Linked DNA regions of Mus musculus: region 1 is linked to region 2. Evidence: chromatin contacts called from ENCODE POLR2A ChIA-PET data. All regions are on one chromosome and are shown on one strand. The core of a region is the stretch at or near the end of the contact, and the rest is flanking DNA. Distances in the headings are between cores, read along the strand shown. Region 1 holds the start of Macrod1 (mono-ADP ribosylhydrolase 1). Region 2 holds the start of Esrra (estrogen related receptor, alpha).

Evidence for each region. ChIA-PET counts read pairs that join two places held with the same protein, here RNA polymerase II (POLR2A).
Region 1: POLR2A ChIA-PET joins it to region 2 with 12 read pairs in Patski. The contact joins the promoter of Macrod1 here to the promoter of Esrra in region 2. POLR2A ChIA-PET finds 5 or more read pairs at or near these places in 2 of 5 experiments (Patski and embryonic stem cell).

The regions. Positions count from the first base shown.
Region 1 is chr19:7,053,990-7,059,687 of GRCm38, forward strand. It overlaps Macrod1 (mono-ADP ribosylhydrolase 1), which reads left to right and starts at 2,779. Exons shown (of 11, transcript NM_134147.4): 1 at 2,779-3,193. The coding sequence starts at 2,902.
Region 2 is chr19:6,917,510-6,923,608 of GRCm38, forward strand. Esrra (estrogen related receptor, alpha) reads right to left here and starts at 4,299. Exons shown (of 7, transcript NM_007953.2): 1 at 4,113-4,299; 2 at 2,554-2,890. The coding sequence starts at 2,878. Catsperz (cation channel sperm associated auxiliary subunit zeta) reads right to left here. Exons shown (of 5, transcript NM_001039494.2): 3 at 6,014-6,090; 4 at 5,792-5,858; 5 at 4,917-5,151. The coding sequence ends at 5,042.

The DNA of each region.
Region 1 (5,698 bases), core at 1,529-4,028, 130 kb after region 2:
AGTCTAGTTTGTTTGGTTTTATTTTATTACTTTTTTAGATGCCTGATTGTATTCTAATGAGAGAGAGAGAGAGAGAACGGGTGTGGGTATGGATGTGTGGATGTGTGGAGAGTCAGGGAGGATCTGGGAGGAGTTGGAGAAAGGGAAATGTAGTAAGAGTATATTGTATGAGCTGGGCGTGGTGGCGCATGCCTTTAGTCCCAGCACTCCGGAGGCAGAGGCAGGCAGATTTCTGAGTTCGAGGCCAGCCTGGTCTACAGAGTGAGTTCCAGGACAGCCAGGGTTACACAGAGAAACCCTGTCTCAAAAAAACAAAACAAAAAGAATATATTGTATGAAAAATATCTTGTTGTTGTTGTTGTTTTTCAAGACAGGGTTATCTGTGTAGCCCTGGCTGTCCTGGACTCATGGACTTGCTCTGTAGATCAAGCTGGAACTGGTCTCCCTGCCTCTGCCTTCAGAGTGCTGGGATTAAAAGATGTGCCACCACATCCAACTAAAAAACAAAATCTATTTTCGCTTAAGGAAAAAAAAAAGTGAGGCTGTAACTAAGGTGCACTGGGTGGCGGGGCTTCTACTTATCCAGAGCTCCAGGAGCTAAACTCAAGGACATAAAGTTCAGGCACTAAGGAGAAGGCAGCCTTCTCAGGACCCAAGATGACTTTTCGGTGGAACCTTGCCTTTTCCTAGAGTCCCCTACTAAGTCGTTGGCTGGAAGGATGGAGGGCAAAGTGAAAACCCTTCAAGCCATCCACATCCTAAACTCTGGAACCTGTGAAGATGGCCTCTGGCAAAGGGAAACGGCGGCTATAAACCAGCTGATTGTGGGCAAGTACTGACTGTCTCCTGGATGCTGACGGGGCCCGGCGTAACCACAGCCTGGGAAATGGTAGATGGAGAACCAGAGAGCATGGTCCACACCACATGAAAGACAGGAGCAGCCTGGGCTCACTGCCAGGCTGCTGGAGGATCTACAGGAAGGGCCCGTGACCTCTGGAAAATCCTGGGACAAGCTCCCTTAGAGCTTCCAGGAAGGGATGAAGCCAGAGGCATGCAATTCTGGTGACTCACGTCAGATTCTTGTCTCAGAAATAAGCTGAGAAATCTGCATTGTTTACGTTGCCAGGTTGGTGGTGAGGTTTCAATAGGAGGGTCGTTCGCTTTGCTCTCTCTCCTTTTTGTTTTGTTTCCCAGGAACTAAATCTTTATTTGTAAAGTTTAGGGAGCAAGGCCTGGAGAGATGGCTCAGATATTAAGGTTCACAGTAACAATTTCTAAAATTTTTTTTAATGTGTTTGGGTGTTTTCCAGCCTGTGTGGCTGTGCACTACTCCATGCAAGGCCAGAAGAGGGCGTGGCATCCCTTGGAACTGGAGTTACAGAAGATTTTTGAGCCACCATGTGAGGGCTGGAAATAGAATTCTGGTCCTCTGGAACAGCAGTCAGGGATCTTAACTGCTGAGTCATCTCTCCAGCCCCGGGATTTAAATCCCTCCCCCACCCCCGCTTTCTTTTTAAATAAAAATGTAGAGTCTCACTGGGTAGCTCTGACAACCAGCTCTCAGGTAGGCCAGGCTGGTGTGGAACTGAATATGAAGTAGTGGCTAACCGGGAACAGGTTACAGGCATATGTCATTATGGAATATGAGGAAAAAAAAAATTAGCCGGGCAGTGGTGGCGCACGCCTTTAATCCCAGCACTTGGGAGGCAGAGGCAAGCAGATTTCTGAGTTTGAGGCCAGCCTGGTCTGCAGAGTGAGTTCCAGGACAGCCAGGGCTACAAAGAGAAACTCTGTCTCGAGAAGAAAAAAAAAAAACAACAACAACAACAACAACAACAACAAAAGAAAAGGAGAAAAATAAAGAAGAAAAAAATTATCCTTCTTAGGTCACTACTCTAGTGTTTCTATACACCCACATTTATAGATCCATATTCTCTCTCCTTTTCTCCTTTTTTTTTTTGGTTTTTGGTTTTTGAAGACAGGGTTTCTCTGTGTAGCTCTGGCTGTCTGGAACTCTCTGTAGACCAGGCTAGCCTCGAACTCAGAAATCAGCTTGCCTCTGCCTCCCAAGTGCTGGGATTAAAGGCATACGCCACCACTGCCCGGCTCTTTTTTATATTGATTGTTAGACTGACCTATTGACTGAGACAGGGTCTTGCTATGTGGCTGCCTTGTAAGTCAGGCTGATCCTAAACTTTCCTAAGATCCTCCGCCCTCACCCTCTGGAATGCTGGATTGTAAGTATGCCTTACCATGCCTATTTGACACCTAGGTTTCTTCCTGTCAAATCTCACTAATGTCTTGTGAGCTGCTGTGGAATTCAGTCGGCGCTGCTTGGCTCTTGGAGCTTAAGGGAGGTCGAGCTCTTCAGAAAAGTTGCCCCACCCTAACACATAGGTCCGCGGCACCTATCACCCCCGCCCCACCTTGGCAGGCTGGAACGTGCAGCTGCTGTGGATCAGAAGCAGAGCTGGGTGATGCGGAGGCACCAACACAAGTCCAGGTCTCTCTATGCCTACAAAACACGCGATAGGACCGAGTTTACTTATGAGCCACGGCAACTAGGCGGAAAGAACTAGAAGCCGACTTGGCGGGAAAACCCACGCACGGAGTGCCTTGTCGAATCACCGAGCTTCGGAAGGTTGGCTGCAGCCACACTCGGGAGGACACAGACAGGCTGGGTGCGCACGTGTGTGCTACCAGTGCGTGAGCGCAGTGGGCCGGGACGGAACTACAAGTTCCAGGGTGCCCAGCGGCGCGCCGCCCGCGGTCTCTAAGCAGGTCGCCACGGGCTGGCACGCGCCACTCTCGTCCCAGAGTAAATAAGGGACCGAGCGCGACTCTCCGGAGCACCGTAAATAGAGTCCGAGTGGGCGGGGAGCCGCCCGGCACCGCCTGCTCATGTCGCTGCAGAGCCAAGTGTCCGGCCGCCTGGCACAGCTGCGCGCGGCGGGGCAGCTGCTGGTCTCCCTGCGCCCCTGGCCCGGCCGCTCGGCGGGTGGCCCGCGGCCCCGTGGCAGTGCGTGCGGTCCCCTGGTGGCACTGGGCGAGCACGGCTACTGCGCGTGGCTCTCGGCGGGAGTTGGGGCGTGGGGGGCGGCGGGGCGTGGAGCCTGGGTGCGCACCTGGGCCCCCCTGGCCATGGCCGCGAAGGTGGACCTGAGCACCTCCACCGACTGGAAGGAGGCCAAATGTAAGTGTGAGCGCAGGGCGTGGGTCTCCCCGGCCGAAAGGCACTCCACGAGCAACTGAGACACTCGGGAACCCCTTTAGCCCACATCCATACCCAGCTCCTACACCAGGTTACCCCTTGACTAAACGAGTGGGGAAGGCGGCCTTACCTCAGCAATGGTCCCAGGTAGTCCACACCCCCCACACCCCCAGATCCTCTGGGATCTGCCACCTTCCTCCATGCATGCACAGGAGGGAAACTGAGGCTTAGGGCCAGAGTTCACTTCCCCAAGGTCAGGCTGGGAGTGTGCAAAGGCAAAGTGTAGAAGCTTGGCCTATCAGGTAGGGTCAGGTAGCCCCAAGAATGGCAGCTCGGGGGCCTCTCTGGGAGTATGGTAGGTGCCCGTTTTGCCCTCCTGCTGGCTTCTGGCCCCTTGCCAGCACTTTGCTCCTTCTTGAGGGACTGGGATCATAGAACTTGGAGAGCAGGCTGACATCGGGCGTGGGCTTGTGAGAATCACTGACTCCCTCAAGAATGAAAGTATTTCTCCTCCTGGACGGGCATGCCAGGAAGGGGCCACGGGTCCCGGACGACCTAGTCGCTAACTGGAATGCAAAGTGCAGAGCCCCAAATAGCCCTGAGTGGCAGTCCAGCTGCCCCTGCCTTTCAGCGCCAGTGCTTCCCTTATTATTCCGGGCCGATCCTCCTCCCAATGAGCGGCTAAGGCCATTGGCTGGGCTGCTAGTGGGCGTGACCATGGGGGCTGGGTCAAGCGGGGTTGAAGGTAACCTCAGATTGGTTCCTTTTTAGAAAAGAGAGCTCTCCCTTGTTGCAAGTCTGCCCAGGATCCTAAAGCACTTGACAGTCTTCTTTGGGAGCAATCAGAACTTGCCACTCCCTCAACCTTGGCCGGGAGTTGCGGGGCTCGTCCAGAATTCCAGCAGAGGGAGTTAGTGTTCTTCCTTAGAGTCCTGCTTACCCATGGAGAGCAGCAACCCAGGGAGAGGAGGAGAGTTGGGGCAGTACCACACGTAGTGTACCGTCTGCGTCTATTTCTACATTCCAGCCCTTCTCCCCGTAGCTCCCTTTTCCTTGGTGACCCTGAAAACCAGCCTAACCTGGGAAAGCTGATGGGACCTGAGGTTCCTCAGCTGCTGGACAGACGCTATTTTCTTCCTTTCTGTGCCAAGCGGGGAGTCAGGGGCGCTGGTCCTTGAGCCTCTGGAGAGTCTGATCTCCGCTTGCCATTTCCGCCGGGCTTAATGGGATTAGAGATGCCAGTGTGCTGCGGCTAGCTTTTAGGCCTTTGCATGGGTTCTGGGGATCAAATTCCGTTTACCCACCCACTAACCCGTCTATCTCCTTGGCCCTCATTCAGTAAACTTTTACCTCACGCCCTATTGGTACCAGCGCTGTAGGATTCAACAGTGAGTGGCCAGGCAAGAGTCTGTCTAGTGGAGAAACACTATGGCGACATAGTCCTCTGTGCACTATGAAGAGCTGGGAAGGTCAGGTGGCCCATTAGGGACCTGAAGTAAAGCAACCAGCTGGGGAAGGGCATTCCAGGTTCTGGAGATAGGGCTAGATTTGGAGGAGGTGGTCCCATTGTGACCAAACGCAGTCCCAAAGGCAGTGGTGACAGGGGCTGAGTGGTGAGACAAGGCAGGCCTTTCGGGTTTCAGTTACCTAGTGTGTGGAAGTGGGCACTCCAAGCCTCCGTGACCTGGGGCAGAAGGCTCTGGGCATGGAAATGTGGGGTGGTCTGGTCTAAATTTTCCTTTTATTTGTTTGTTTGTTTGTTTATTTGAGAGAGAGTCTCTATATAGTCCTGGATGTCCTGGACCTTGTTATGTAGAGCAGACCAGGCTGACCTCAAACTCAGAGATCTCCTCAGAGAGTTTGTTTTTTGGAGAGAGAGAGAGAGAGAGAGAGAGAGAGAGAGAGAGAAGGGTTGGTACCACAAGCTTAAAATCCCCGCACTCGCTTGGGAGAGGCAGGCAGATCTCTGTAAACTCCAGGTTGTTCTGGTCTACAAAGTGAGTTCTAGGCCAGCCAGGGCTACACAGTGAGACCCTGTATCTAAAAACCAAACAATAATCAAAGTTCTCCTCTATAGCCCAGGCTGGCCTGGAGCTCACTCTGTCATCCACACGGATGCATTATGACAGTTTATGCTCCTTTTCCTCTGCTGCGAAGGGTTCCATCTTCGTGTACCACACTTTGGATATCCATTCTTCTGCCGATGGGCCTTTAGGCTTCACTAAGTTACTCAGACCAGACCACCCTGACACATGTCTCTAATGGACAGGGGATATGTCTAGATGCTTGCTTTCCTAGGGGATTTTCTGTCAAAGACTGGCCCACTGACTCACATGAGACTGATGTGTAGGCAGTTTAGGGTGAAAAACTATAATAGCAGGGGGTGTGAAAACTCCCGGGCCTCCTCACCCTACAGGAAAACCAAGGTACAATCCTGGGGTTGCTCAGCGGCCCACTCTCATCAGAATAGCAACACGTTAGTTTTTG
Region 2 (6,099 bases), core at 3,049-5,548:
CATCCACCAACCACCACCCCACTGTACTTCCTAGTCCTAATACCTGCGAGCACTCAGTTTCCCTACCTGCAAAGTTGGCATGATAAAAAACATAGACTTGAGGCTACAGTGTAACACACTGGTATAGTATGTGCTTAGCAGCATTCATGAGGCCCTGAGTTCCATCACTAACAATCTCCCTCCCTAACCCACTCCTAAAATCGTACTTTGAAAGCCAGTTGAAAAAAAAAAAAAATGAATAGAGCCAGGCATGACAGCTCAGGCCTTTAATCCCAGCACTGGAGAGGCAGGAGCAAATAGATCTTTGTGATTTGGAGTCCAGCCCAGTCTACATAGTGAGTTCCAGGACGGACAGAAAAAGTTCTATAGTGACATCCTGTCTCAGAAAGAAAGAAAGAAAGAAAGAGAGAGAGAGAGAGAGAGAGAGAGAAGGAAAGAAAGAGAAAGAGCCGGGCAGTGATGGCGCACGCCTTTAATCCCAGCACTTGGGAGGCAGAGGCAGGCGGATTTCTGAGTTCGAGGCCAGCCTGGTCTACAGAGTGAGTTCCAGGACAGCCAGGGCTAGAGAGAGAAACCCTGTCTCGAAAAAACAAAAGAACAAAAAAAAAGAAAAAAGAAAAAAGAAAAAAAGAAAGAGAAAGGAAGGAAGAGGGAGGATGGGAGGGGAGGGGAGAGAAAAGGGGAGGGAGGGAAAGAAAAAGAAAAGAATAAATAAAGGTAGTTTCCAGCAGTTAGATTTGGCCTACAGTCAGAATGAAGGTGTACGGGAGGCACCTGGCTCTGGCCAGCAAGGAGCAGTTTTAGATCAGTGTACTTCAGTTAAGTGAAAACTCACAAGCACTCCGTAGGCAGAAGCAGACAGAGCTCTGTGAATTCAAGGCCAGTCAGGTCTATAGAGTGAGTTCTAGGACAGCCCTGGCTAAACAATGAGACCCTATCTCAAGACAACATCAAAAACTCCATAAAACAACTCTCTGGAATATCACTACCAGTGGTCCAAAGTCCAGGTCACTGGTGATACACAGAGGCAGCAGTCTGCAGTTTAAGAGCTCAGCTCTGGACCTGCACCAAACACAAGGGCTGTCATTTTCTAGAGAGATCTGAGGAGCTACAAATGCCTCCCTGTGCATCAGCTCTCGACACGGACCCCTTCTCGTGGGGTTGCAATAAGGGGGTGAAATCCTGAAAGTAAAAGGAGCAGTACCTACCACAGGATAAACACTCAAGAAAAAAAAAAGTGTTCTGAAACCAGTTGATGCCTGGCAAGATGATTCAGTAGGTAAAGGCACTTGCTGCCAAACCTGATGACTGAGTTCAATCCCCAGGTCCTTCATGGTAGACATCAAGAGCCTACTCCCATAGTTTATCCTCTGACCTTTACATGCATACAGTGGGTGCAAATACATACCCCACACACAAAATAAATTCATGCTAAGGACATTTTTACAAGTCAGCTGCAGTGGTATCTGCCTGTAACCACAGCACTCATGGGGGCTGAGGCAAAGGGATGGAGGGGTTAGGCTTGGAAGACACAGGAAATTCCAGGCCAACTACATAATAAGAAAAGGTCTCAATATATACATATACATACATATGTATATGTCTATATATATAAAATGATATTATAGCCTCAACGTAACCAGTGGTTGCTTAAGAACAATAGGCCTGCCCCAGAGAATGTTCGTCTCAATGTCGTCGTCACTGCTCTCCTGGGTGAGAGAGAGAGAAAAAAATCAGTGGCTAAAGAGTGAGGAAGCCTGCTGGATGCTAAAACCTAACAAACCTGTATCATTACCCATAAACTGTGCCTAGAGTTAGTAGTGTGGTGCTTTGGGGGAGTCATGAAGAGTGATTCTGTGCTGTGCGAGGTGATTTACAGGCAGCTACTAGAGGCAACAGGAAAGTCAGGAGCGAAGCTTTATAACAGGTGCAGGCACCTGCATCCTGGCTCATATCCCATTCCAATCCATCAGTGACCTATACTAGTAGCTTTTTCTTTCTTCTACTTTTTTTTTTCCTTCAAGACAGAGTTTGTGTAGCCTTGACTGTCCTGGAACTCACTCTGTAGACCAGGCTGGCCTCAAACTCACAGATCCACCTGCCTCTGCCTCACCAGTGCAAGGATTAAAGGTATGAGCCACCACTGCCCAGCTTCACCCCACCCTTTTGAGGGGAGGGAGCAGGCTTTCACAGAGCCCAAGTTGTCCTTCAGCTTACTATGTAGTCAATGATGACCTTGAATCTCTGATGCTCCTAGTTCCATTCCAAAGTGCTGAGATTTTAGGTACCCAACACCACACCTGACTTATATGGTGCTAAGGACAGAACCTAGAGCCTCCTGTAAACTAGGCAAGCATTCTACTAACCTCAGCTATAGCCCTTAAATAAAATGATGTCCCAGGAAGAACAAGGAAATTCAAACTTCATATTGCTGACTCAAGCAGCAACAGACAGGCTCAGGGCCTCCTGCATGCAGCACTGTACCAATTAGTGCCAGGCCCAAAGGGTACAGGGCAAAGGGCACAGAAGCAGGGGGTGGGGGTAGGGGCTCACCCTGGATGGTCCTCTTGAAGAAGGCTTTGCAGGCCTCACAGGATGCCACACCGTAGTGGTAGCCAGAGGCCACATCCCCACAGACCAGGCAGAGGCGTTTGGGTAGAGAGCTGAGCACTAGCTTCCCACTGCCCTGCTCACCAGACCCTGCCCCCTCCCCATCCTCCTCCTCCTTGTGCCCTGGAAGGCAGCGGGCTGGAGCTGGACCAGAGGCCAGGGTCACCGGGGGTTCAGTCTCAGTCTCTGAGGAACCCTTTGGACTGTCAGGACTGGCTGGCTCTGCCTTGATGTAGAGAGGCTCGATGCCCACCACCTGGCTGGACATGGTGCTGGTCACCTGCAGGGAAAGACCATCAGGGTCACAGGGAGGCACCCTGCCACATAGGTTGGGCAACACTGGGACTAAGCCAGGCTTCCAGGCTCAGCCAAGGAGAAGGAGGAGGCAGAGTCCAAGGAAGGGCTGCCCATGAAGAGGGCCCCCAGCTGTCGCCATGGGAACAGAGTCTCCAGAGCCTCTGAGGCCAGTAACTGACAGCAGGTCTTCCTCTTGGGAACCTGGGAGCGGCTTGGCAAGTCTAGCTCCCACCCAAGCCAGGAAGCAGGCTAACCTCAACCTGCAGGCAACTCTCAACCCCGAGCATAAGCATGATCCTCTCCTCAGTTTTCTCCAGATGTACTCCAGGAGGTACTCTCAAGTATTCAAGAGCATACTGAGGAACCGGGAGGGGGCTAAGGGGGGCCAAGGGGGGCGGAGGCAAAGGATATGGCCACTCTCTCAGGAGTTTCCACATGTCCACACATGCTCACACTCTCCTGGGAACCTTCCACTCACACATGGCCTTTAACCAGTCCCAAGTTCTCACATACTCCCAGCAAAAGAGCACACTCAATAAGCAAACTCACACTCAAGTCTTCTAATCCCTCACCACACTCTTGTAAGGGAGTCTCTCACCTCTGACACGCCACCCCCTCCAGCTTTAGCAAGCCCAGTCCAGCCACGCCGTGCAGGGCGCGGCTCCACCTCTTTTGCACCCCAAACCTGCAAGGTTCATTCTTACACTCCAGCTACCGCAGAGTTCACCACCTCTCGCGACCTCCAGGGCCGCCCCCCACCCCCCATTAACCTGCGCACACCTATGGGAAGTTGCCTGAAGTTACTAATCTCCCCTCCCCCCATTGCCCGCGGGGGACTTCTATCAGGTTATCAGGAAGTAAGAAGAGGCGACAAGGAAGAAGTTCTCCCTCGCGCTACGATGACCTATGACCCAGAGAGGAGGGTGGCCCAAAGCCCCTGCAAGCGCCCCCACGTGGCCTCAAGGGACCCTTTCAATTCCAGCCCACCCCGAGGACTCCCGCAATGCTCAAGGATCGATCTGAACGCTGCCCGGGGACTCGCTCCAAGGCCCGAGGCTAACTGGAGGCCAGGACCTGAAGCCAGTCCTGACCCGGCCGACGCACCAGGCGCGACCCCGCCCGCAGCCCGCCCCCCGCCCGCGCTTGCACATGGCCCCCGCCGCGCCCGCCCACCCCCGCGGCCGCCTTCCCCTCCGCCCCCGGACCTTGGGCTCCGGCAGGGCTGGCGGGCAGGCATGGGGGCCGAGCGGCCCGGAGCGCCGGGGTGAGCGGGGGCCGCCTCCTCCGGCCGCACCGCCCCGCCGCGCTGCGTCCCCCCTCACTCGGCGGCGCCGCTGGCTGCTTGTAGGACACAAAAGGACATCGCGGCTGCTTCCTACTCCGCTTCCTCCAGCTGACAGCGGAGGCGGGGCCGGCCTGCGCATGCAAAACAGGGGGTGGGGCCAGGTGCCCTATGCTAATATCCGAGGGAGGCGGCGGCGCCTGCGTACCCGGAGGACAGCGGGCAGGCCTTGTCGATACACACGCGTGCGCGGCCTCCTGTGGGCGGGGCCTGAACCTAGGGGAGGAGCGAAGACTAGGAACTGGTGCGGGAGAGAAGCCGGAGCACCCTTGCATCACGAAGGAGGGCGGTGCTCTGCCTTATAAGAGTGGGCGTAGCTGTTCAGTGAACTCACTCTGTGAGGGCGTTGAACGTGTATGTAAATGAAAGGCGGGTTTATGTAACTGCATATGCATAAGGGGTGGGGCCTAACAGGGTGCTGCTCCCCACCCCACCCCATTATGTTGATGGGACACTTGACAGATTTGGTAGATCAGCACCCCTGAGGACCCTCAAGTGGAGAAGCAGACCTAAAACATGCAAGTAGCCCTGGTTTGCGAGTTCCTCAAAGGCAGAGGTGAGACACGAGCGGACAAAACTCAAGGTCACTGCGGTGACCGAATGAAGGTCACGGGGAAAGGCGGGGCCACGTGCGTCCGCCTCACGCAAGCAGCCACGCACTGACTCTGGGACCATGCATAGACTCTTTAATTTCTCTAGGATTCAAATTCCATGCAGATGAGGTTGAGCTTGGGTTCGAGGGACCGGAAAGGACACGGAGCGGACGTCTCGTCGGCCACTTGAGCTGGAGGTTCACTGATCCAAAAAGTACAGCCTCTTGTTCCTGCGCTTCCTGATCCCTTCGATGTATCCCTGCAGCTCTTTAGTCATGAAGTGGTTCCTGCCAATCGTGGACCTATATGCTAGGGAGAGGGAAGAGCTGAGCTCAGGGCCATGAACAGCAGCAAAGGGCTTCCCCCATTTGAGGAACCACAGGTGATTTGAGGTGGCATTTAGTGCTGGATTTGGATCTGTGTTAGTTTGGGGAATTTTGGGTCTCCTAGGTGCGATGTGAAGAATGGAGGGGAAGAAGGCTGAAGAAGTTGCTGCAAGCCTGAACAGAGGCAGTGAGACCCAACCTCCTCCTGAGCCGCTCACTCTAACTAGTTATCTGGCCCTTTCTTCCCTCTATGTGCTCATATACCATGAGCAGAAGGTTACGCAGATAATCCAATATCCAGTACATTTACCCAAAAAAAATCCCGATGTGTCACAGCTCCCACACCTGGGAGTGAAGCAAAGCTACCCAAAGGCTGTCACTCCACTGAACAAGCAGAGAAAACAGACTTGCTAGAAAGGGGCTTATTTTAAGTCCTCTGAGTCACTCACTCCATTGAGTCGGCCTGTGCCTACTCTCTTGACTTTTAATTTTTAGGGCATCCTTGTGAGTGCTAAGGGGATCTGACAAGACTACATATCCTGAAACTCCACAGCCCCAAGCCCTGCCAAAGCCACCAGGATCTTTTGTGGAAGCTGGGGTGGGGGTGGGGGTGGAGTGCTCACTGATGAGGGCTTTTTTGAGAATATCCAGAACTTCAGTCTCCATGAGCTCCATCAGAGGCAGAGGCAGCTGGAAAAGCAACAAGAGACTCAACCAGTTCCATGGAAAGCTGAAGTGGTCCCCACATGACCTCCCCAGCTTGCCTGCCCCACTTTCCTGAAACCTGCCCATCTGCTGCTGCCCACTACTCAACCCCAGTAGTCTCCCCAGTAGTATCCTCCAACCCTGTTCTGCTGCTCTGTCCAGTAGGTTCGATGTGGCTTCCATAGGCTGAATATTAGTGATTCTGAAGTAGACGATGCTGGAGAAA